3 separate regions of the Mus musculus genome follow, and regions 2 and 3 are each linked to region 1. Evidence: chromatin loops called from intact Hi-C (ENCODE). Cell type or tissue: gastrocnemius. All regions are shown on one strand.

What was found. A loop is a pair of places that touch in the nucleus more often than their neighbours do. Peaks named below come from ENCODE experiments on the same cell type or tissue, not always from the same donor. Only the 100,000 strongest peaks of a DNase experiment are listed, where the experiment ranks them.
Region 2: a loop joins it to region 1, with 3 times the contacts of the local background. A loop is called at or near these places in 2 of 42 quality-filtered maps.
Region 3: it touches region 1 in a loop (2.4-fold over the local background); 7 of 42 quality-filtered maps call a loop at or near these places.

The regions. Positions count from the first base shown.
Region 1 is chr12:16,508,067-16,510,566 of GRCm38, forward strand. No RefSeq gene overlaps it. Among named protein-coding and RNA genes, the nearest start is that of Lpin1, 80 kb to the right of the region's middle. In gastrocnemius, a CTCF peak has its summit at 1,502 (motif pointing left); a DNase peak (open chromatin) is centred at 1,465; H3K4me3 peaks cover 360 bases; H3K27ac peaks cover 1,016 bases.
Region 2 is chr12:16,150,214-16,152,713 of GRCm38, forward strand. No RefSeq gene overlaps it. Among named protein-coding and RNA genes, the nearest start is that of Gm48606, 81 kb to the right of the region's middle. In gastrocnemius, no CTCF peak of the experiment used is centred here; DNase peaks (open chromatin) are centred at 1,007 and 2,072; H3K4me3 peaks cover 1,562 bases; H3K27ac peaks cover 2,173 bases.
Region 3 is chr12:16,012,907-16,015,406 of GRCm38, forward strand. Gm36235 (a long non-coding RNA gene) reads right to left here. Exons shown (of 8, transcript XR_872507.1): 1 at 2,497-2,500. Among named protein-coding and RNA genes, the nearest start is that of Gm36235, 1.4 kb to the right of the region's middle. In gastrocnemius, a CTCF peak has its summit at 1,557 (motif pointing left); no DNase peak of the experiment used is centred here; H3K27ac peaks cover 1,361 bases.

The DNA of each region.
Region 1 (2,500 bases):
AGGGATCAGGAAAGCCCAATATGGTTGCTGAATGACAAGGAGCAGGCCACTCTTATGTCACCTTTTAGCTCCAGGCTTCATAGATCTACAGTGTGTCTCACCTGGGAATTTCTGTGTCTGTTTTCTTACCCCCCTACTCCACCTTTGGCCAGAGGCTCCTGGAGGACAAAGTCCATTTTTGCATGTTTCTGTGTATATACTAAGAGAAGTCCTATTGTCTGGCATAGAGGATGGGGGATGGGTGGAAGGAAATGTCACTTTCTTATGTATGGCTGTGATGTGTGTTTATTTGTACACAGGCACACATGTGTGCATTGCGTGTGCATGTGCATTTACATGTGCAACCTCGGGTATCATTTCTCAGATACTCTCTCCCCTTGTTTGTTTTGGGGATTTTTTGGTTGTTTAGTTGTTTGGGGGTTTTGTTGTGTTTTGTTTTGTTTTGTTTTGTTTTGTTTTGAGACAGGGTAGTTCACTGGAACTTGCCAAGTAGGTTAGACTAGTTAGACAATGAACCCCAGTGAGACAGAACCTTTTTCTGCCACCCCAATGCTGGTATTAGAAGCAAGAGCCACCAAGCCCTGCTTCTTTTCCCATGAGTTCTGGGGGTAAAATATAGTTCCTTGTGCTTATAAGACAAGCACTTTACTGGCTAATCTGTCTCTAAGTCTTAAAGATACTTTCTTATGCCATGGCTAACACATTTTTGGAACATCTGCCCTATTTTTTAAATACCAACTACAGTCCTGATACTGAATACTGAGTCAATAGGTCAGAGTGTCCCATTGGGACCAGCACAGGATACCTGCAAAACAAAAGTGGGAAGTAAAGAGCCAGCAAAGTTAAAAATATTATGACAGTCCATCTGTGGTCAGAAAGAGAAAAGGCATGGTGATACTGGCCTTTCCAAGAGACTTGCTTGGCCCTTGGGAAAATCGGGTCTGAAGTCAAGACCCATTTCCCTGCTGGGCAAAGCTTTCTTTACTTGAAAATCAGAGCAGACAGATCCTCAGTAGAGGCCACAGACAAAAAGTAGGTTTCTGTCCGAAAGGCCAGGAGTTCTTCGGGCTTGGAGCTGGGGGAGAGAGCGCTTGTAGAGAGTATGCATGGCTGAGGGTGTGTTCTCTGAATGTCTTTCCTTGGCTAGAAAGAACCTGGAGGAGAAGCAGTCGGGAAACATTTGGGAAAGGTCTAAAGTCACAAAGGAGTCCAGGAGTCCTCTGTGCAAAGCCAGTAGGCAGCCCATGAGGCATTCACAGGAAACAAAGAGAGAGAAAAAGAGGTCAAAAGAGCCCTCCAACCCTGCATTCATCATTCAGTTCGATCTTCAAGGAATCTGCTGACTGACACAAATTGTTTTATGTGACTTTCTGCCTGGGACCTGAAAGGACAGGCCCCTCCCAAGAAGGAGAAGATGGGGCTGAATGGGGGCGAGGCCGCGGGGGCGGGGGAGTGGAGAGACACAGGAAGCCACGACCTTAGTTCCCACGGGGGTGTTGGGCGCCATCTACTGGTAATCAAAAGAACCACTCATACCTTTTGAAGAAGGCTGTTTCTTAGAAGTGGGTATGTATGCAAAGGGAAACAGAGCCTTTCTCACTGTAGGGAGCCAGCTCTGCCTCCCCTGAGCGTGGTCTCCCGACACATAGCAATTATTCTACAATGAGAATCCAGGGTTCAAAGGCCATAGTTAGTCTGCCAAGAGCAAGAATGTGCACACTGATTGCCGCTAAGAGTACCACTCCTTATCCTAAATTCAGTAGCTGAAAGTCTTCCTGCAACATCGCTTGCCTTGTGAGTGGTTGAATGTGGCTTGAGTAACTGGTTCTTTTGTCATACAGCTGTAAGAATCCAGCAAAAGAGGCAAAAGTGAATGCAGAGATGTGAACAGTAGCTGCAGCAGCAGGCGGCTCTCAGGATGCCCGGGGCATAGCCACCCCTGTGCCTTTTTCATCTACAGCATGACAAACATTTCAAAGTTCAGGGCTGATTTCACTCCTTTCTGACCCCTGCCCTGCACTCGGCTATCCTAGACAAGTTAAAGAAAGGAGAAAGAACAAATCAAGCTGGCTAAGCTGGTTTCACACTTCAAAGACCCTTGAACCAGTCTGAGGTGACAGGTAACAGACCACCACTAAAGCTGTGAAGGAGCATTGAGAGTGTAATACTTTATTCCAGCTGCTTCATTGTCTCCTGGCTGGGAGCAAGACCCTCATTGTCTCAAAAGTCCTGTGATATTTGAGCCTACCTTGCCTCTGTTTGGCTGTACCAACCCCTCCAGCCAATCTCCTCCCCACCCGCCTCCCTTCACCCAGTGCCTTCCATCATGTTGGTCCTTCTGCACACAGCCAAAACCACGGCCACTGCCTTGGTCATGGTGTCTTTTCACAGCAATAGGACAGTGTCTAAGACACCTGCCCACCTCAATTAGCAATCAAGACAATTCCCAAAGATATGACCACAGTCCAAGTACCCCAGTAATTGATCTCAATAAGTTTTC
Region 2 (2,500 bases), 360 kb before region 1:
TGCTGTTATCCAAGGGGTACATTACATGACCCACCCACAGGACATGCCTGAAACCATGGTAGTAAACCCTACATATATGTGGTTTTTCCTACATATATGTACCGTGGTGACATTTGGCTTACAAATTAGGTAAAGTAAGAAATTAATCACAATAATTAATGGTAAAATTTTAAAAATTATAACTATATACTGCAATACAGGCTATTTATGGTTGGTTAAATTACTTATTTCTGGAATCATTTACTTCTCACCAAGCTGTGGTTGGCTACTTGTAGCTGAAGATGCAGAAAGGGAAACATGAGATGGAGCTGGGGGGGGGGAGGTGATTACTCTGAATATTTTCCAATGGACTTGGGGGGTGACTACTGTGAATATTCCCTAGATCAGAAGCAATGAGGAAGGAATTAGGCAATCCCTCCCTGCCACAGTGATCCAACTGCGGGGACTGGGTTTCACTCCATTGCCCAGACAAGGAATAGCACATGTTCTTTGGGAGGATCTCCTGGCAAACGTAGTTGTTCCTCCTCAGCATGGCAAAGCTTTCCATCAGGGTACCAGAGCTTAGGCAAAGCCAAACAAAAGCATAACCCCTTACCTGGAAGGGTCAGTTTTATTAGAAATTTTGGGAAAAAAACAACCCTATTCTTTTGTGTTAAAGACATATAAAGTAAAATGCACCACTGCCTGCATTAAAATAAACATGAAACTTACAATTTGATTTTAAAAAAATAGCTCATGCCTATAGACCCATTGGTTCAGAAACAGCACTGAGCTAGCATGTATTAATTCTGAATCTTTAGCCATCCCATAAAAAAAGACAAAAATCATCCAGGGAGATAACAAGAATTCAAACCGACAGAGGCAATGGAAGCCCCCCAGGCTGTAGACTCCCCAAAGCAACAGAACTCCAACGTCACAGCATCTCCCACCAGAGCCCGTGAACTTAGCCACTGTGTCCCTCCCTCTCACACCCTGGCATTTGGTGGAGTAGGGCAGGAGAGCCAGGCATATTCATTCACTCTCTCCAGCTGGCTGTGAGTATCCAGTGGAAAAATTTAAGCAGCCCAGGCTTTTAGCTTTCCCCCTGGGCTGCTGCTGCTCGTTGCATAACATGCTCATCAGTAAAAGAGCTGAATTGCAAATAATCTACTAACCTGGAAGGAATGTCTGAAGAGCTCCCACACACCACACTGGTACTCATTCAGTCCAGAAAGGTTTTGTGGGTTTGCTGTGATATTATTGAAGTAAAGGGTTTGGCTAGCATAGCCAGTAACTTGAGTGTGTCTTTTGATCCACATAGAAATTGTCCGTCTAAATGACATTTGTATGTTATTCTTAACTGCCTGTGGAATCAGATAATCTATTCCCCAGAAGGCTGTCAGCAGCCTCCAGTCTTTGTGAAGGTTGAGTTTCCGGCAAGGAAGGGTGTCAGGCGTGCCTGGAGGCGAGACTTCTGGAAGGATGATTCACACACTTTTATAGCTTCACTGCTCACAGGCTATGGGTTTGTTGTTTAAAAGCAATTTGAATGTATGGGATCTTTATGATGGTGTATATTCAGGGGTAATTTGAAAGTACTTTTTTCTCATGTACGTAGGCTGTCAAGGTGGGATCTGGGAGAATTGAGATTTACACTGATGTTCTAGCGTTTGTATGATCAAGCAGGGTGGAACCTCCCGTACTAATATCATAGCCCCCATCAGGTGCCAACGATGAACAGACTAAGGAAAAAAGAAATTTGTCAAAAGCCCAGACCTTGAATTTCCACCAAAGGTCTCACCAAGTGGTATAAGACAGAGTGTCAGAGTGTTCTGGGCTAGATGTGAAAGTTCACTGTGGAAGAACTCCAAAGCTTATAACTCGTCTGAAGTCAGAGAGGTATTGATTCATGCCACTCTAGAAGATCGGTTTGCAAAGCCAGTGGAGACAGCCAGAGAGAAGATAAATGAATCGGACTCAGGAGCCCACAGCTAGCAGCCACAACTGTGGCAGGGAGCTTGCCACGGATGCTGCGGCTACATTTCAGAAGCAACCGGCCCACTTGCGTCCCCCTGATGGCCCTCATGGTCCTGCAGCCTTCCCTTACTCAGCATCCTGAATCCACTCCAGCAGCCTGCCCCACCTTCTTGGCATACTTCAGGCCCAGCCCTGCCCCGCCCGGACATAGAAGCTATACTACTACTTTTTCTCACTGAAGTGACAAAATGCCATGCAAAAGCAATTTAAAGAACTTAATTTGACACACGTGACATAGCCACGAGAGTACATACTATCGTGACAGAAAAGCCAAGGCATCGCAAGTGTGAGGCAACTGCTCGCATTACAACCACAGCTGGAGAGATGGATACTGGCAAGAAATCCCAGCTTTGTCCTTTCTGTTTTGTTTTCCTTTTTAGTCAGTCCAGGACACCATCTCAGAGTGTCTTGTCAGAGAAGGAGGTATTTCCAAAGAGAAAAGTCCTTGTTCCACTTTGTTTGGTTAGTGGACTATTAAAATAAG
Region 3 (2,500 bases), 500 kb before region 1:
TCTTCTCTTCTCTTCTCTTCTCTTCTCTTCTCTTCTCTTCTCTTCTCTTCTCTTCTCTTCTCTTCTCTTCTCTTCTCTTCTCTTCTCTTCTCTTCTCTTCTCTTCTCTTCTCTTCTCTTCTCTTCTCTTCTCTTCTCTTCTCTTCTCTTCTCTTCTCTTCTCTTCTCTTCTCTTCTCTTCTCTTCTCTTCTCTTCTCTTCTCTTCTCTTCTCTTCTCTTCTCTTCTCTTCTCTTCTCTTCTCTTCTCTTCTCTTCTCTTCTCTTCTCTTCTCTTCTCTTCTCTTCTCTTCTCTTCTCTTCTCTTCTCTTCTCTTCTCTTCTCTTCTCTTCTCTTCTCTTCTCTTCTCTTCTCTTCTCTTCTCTTCTCTTCTCTTCTCTTCTCTTCTCTTCTCTTCTCTCTCTCTCTCTCTCTCTCTCTCTCTCTCTCTCTCTCTCTCTCTGACTCTCTTCTCTCCCTGACCCCTTTCTCCCTCTCTCCCTTTTCCACTTTCCCTCTTTCTCCAATCACTTCTGGCTGGCCTCCTCCTCCTCCCCCCCCCTTCTCAACCCCCTTTTCCATGTCTTAAGTAAACTGTATTCTACACTATGCCCCTTGTATGGCTGGTACCTCGGGGGAAGGGATGCCTCAGCATGGGCCCACCAAGGAGCCCCGCCCACCATGCCAAGCTCTTCTAACCATATAAAACACAACAGATACAGCAGCACCACATGGGGATTCTCTGCAGGAGAAAAACAAGTTTCTGAGAGAAAGAGATCTCCACAATCATTCTTAGGGAGGTTTTCCTGGCTGATTAATGGGAACAGGGAGCTGAGAATGTGCCTGCACTGACCCCAAAGACTACATGATTTCAGGCCAGCCAGGATTGCTGTAGAGAGGAACAAGAGAAGGACTAAAGTGTCATTGAGGTTGAAGGATAGGGGTAGTAGAAGATTGGGAACATGGATTTAGCCCTGACTGTACTGAAGACCTCAGGGAAGACTTCAGCATGAGGGAAGCACTGGGAAAAGCACAGGAGGAAGAGGACTTCTCATTAGAGCAAGTCGGTGGAAGGACAGAAAGTTACACAGATAGCTACAGTCAGGCAAGAGGGATGTTGAGGGCTGAGCAAGGCAGGGGAGCACAGACCAAACAGAGGGTGTCCCAGGAGCTCTGCCAAAGGTCAGTAGAGGTCAGTGTAATGGATACTGAGACACAGACTGCTCCAACCAACACTTCAGCGCAAACACCTAGGGCATGATGCGATTGTGAGAGCCATTATTGACTACATAATCAGGAACTGACTCAGACGGACCTTCACCTATCTGTTTTATCGCAGTGTGTTACCTCATTTTATCCCCAAAGCCACTAGCAGACAAGAAAGCACTTCTTCTAGCCCTTTGGGTTAAGATCAAATGTAAAGACAAAAATCAAATTCCAAAGCAGGGGCTGGAGCAGAAAGTTCTGTGCTTAAAAACACTGGCTGCTTTCTCAGAGGACATGGGTTCAATTCCCAGGAGTTGCACACAAGCTCAGAGTGCCTGTAACTCCTATTTCAGGGACGCTGACTCCCCCTTCTGGCCTCCTAAGGGGTTAGACAACAAGCTTGCACACCCATTTACATATAAATAAATAAATAAATAAATAAATAAGTAAATAAATAAGATATAATAAGAAAGGAAGGCAGGCAGACACTCCTCACATTATTTAAAAACAGAAAGACAAATCATAGTAAAGTTTAAATTTGTTCAAAATATTTAATACCTGGTGTAGTTGGGATACTAATACCAGCACTTGGTTGTTGGGGGCAGAATATTCACACTATGTAGTAAGAGTCTGAGGCCAGCCTGGCCTACTTGGGACCCCTATTAAAGCAGCAACAAAAAAGATCTCTGTCAGTTCTAGAGTTGCAAACAGAACTTGTGTCTTTTACATTTCAAGCCAGGATGTGTTTCCTGCCCTCACTCCTGGGGCCTTCCTTCCCTCTCCCCATCCCCCCTACTTTCTTCTTTATAGGGTAGCTTCTTAGGAGCCAGAACCAACAGTAGATCTTAAAAATGAGGTAGGTTGAAACACCCATGATTCCTGACAAACAGAAGGGAAACCTGTCATTACGTGCCAGGGAAGGAGAGTTGGTCCTGATCATTTGAGATCTATAGCAGCTGAAGTTATCCCCTCCACCCAACCCCCACTTCCATCCTGCTCCACCCACAACCTTTTCTTGGTATCCCACAAAGAAGGTAGCTCTGAATGAGAGAGTAAAGAAGAAATTTATAACCTCGCAAGACCCTCTAAAACAGAGCCTCACAGGAAACACACCTACCCTGATCCTACAGCAAGCCAACCTGCATTTGTTATAACCTACACACTTTTCAGATTTGCAATCAATCCCCTTGCATTTCTTTCCAACTAGAACCTTTACCTGTTGCTCTTCCACTGTTTTGCTGGCTGCATCTGTTCCCCTTAATCATCAGAGCCTCATTTTCTGATGTCTCTCCACCAATGTCATTCAACTTTACCTGA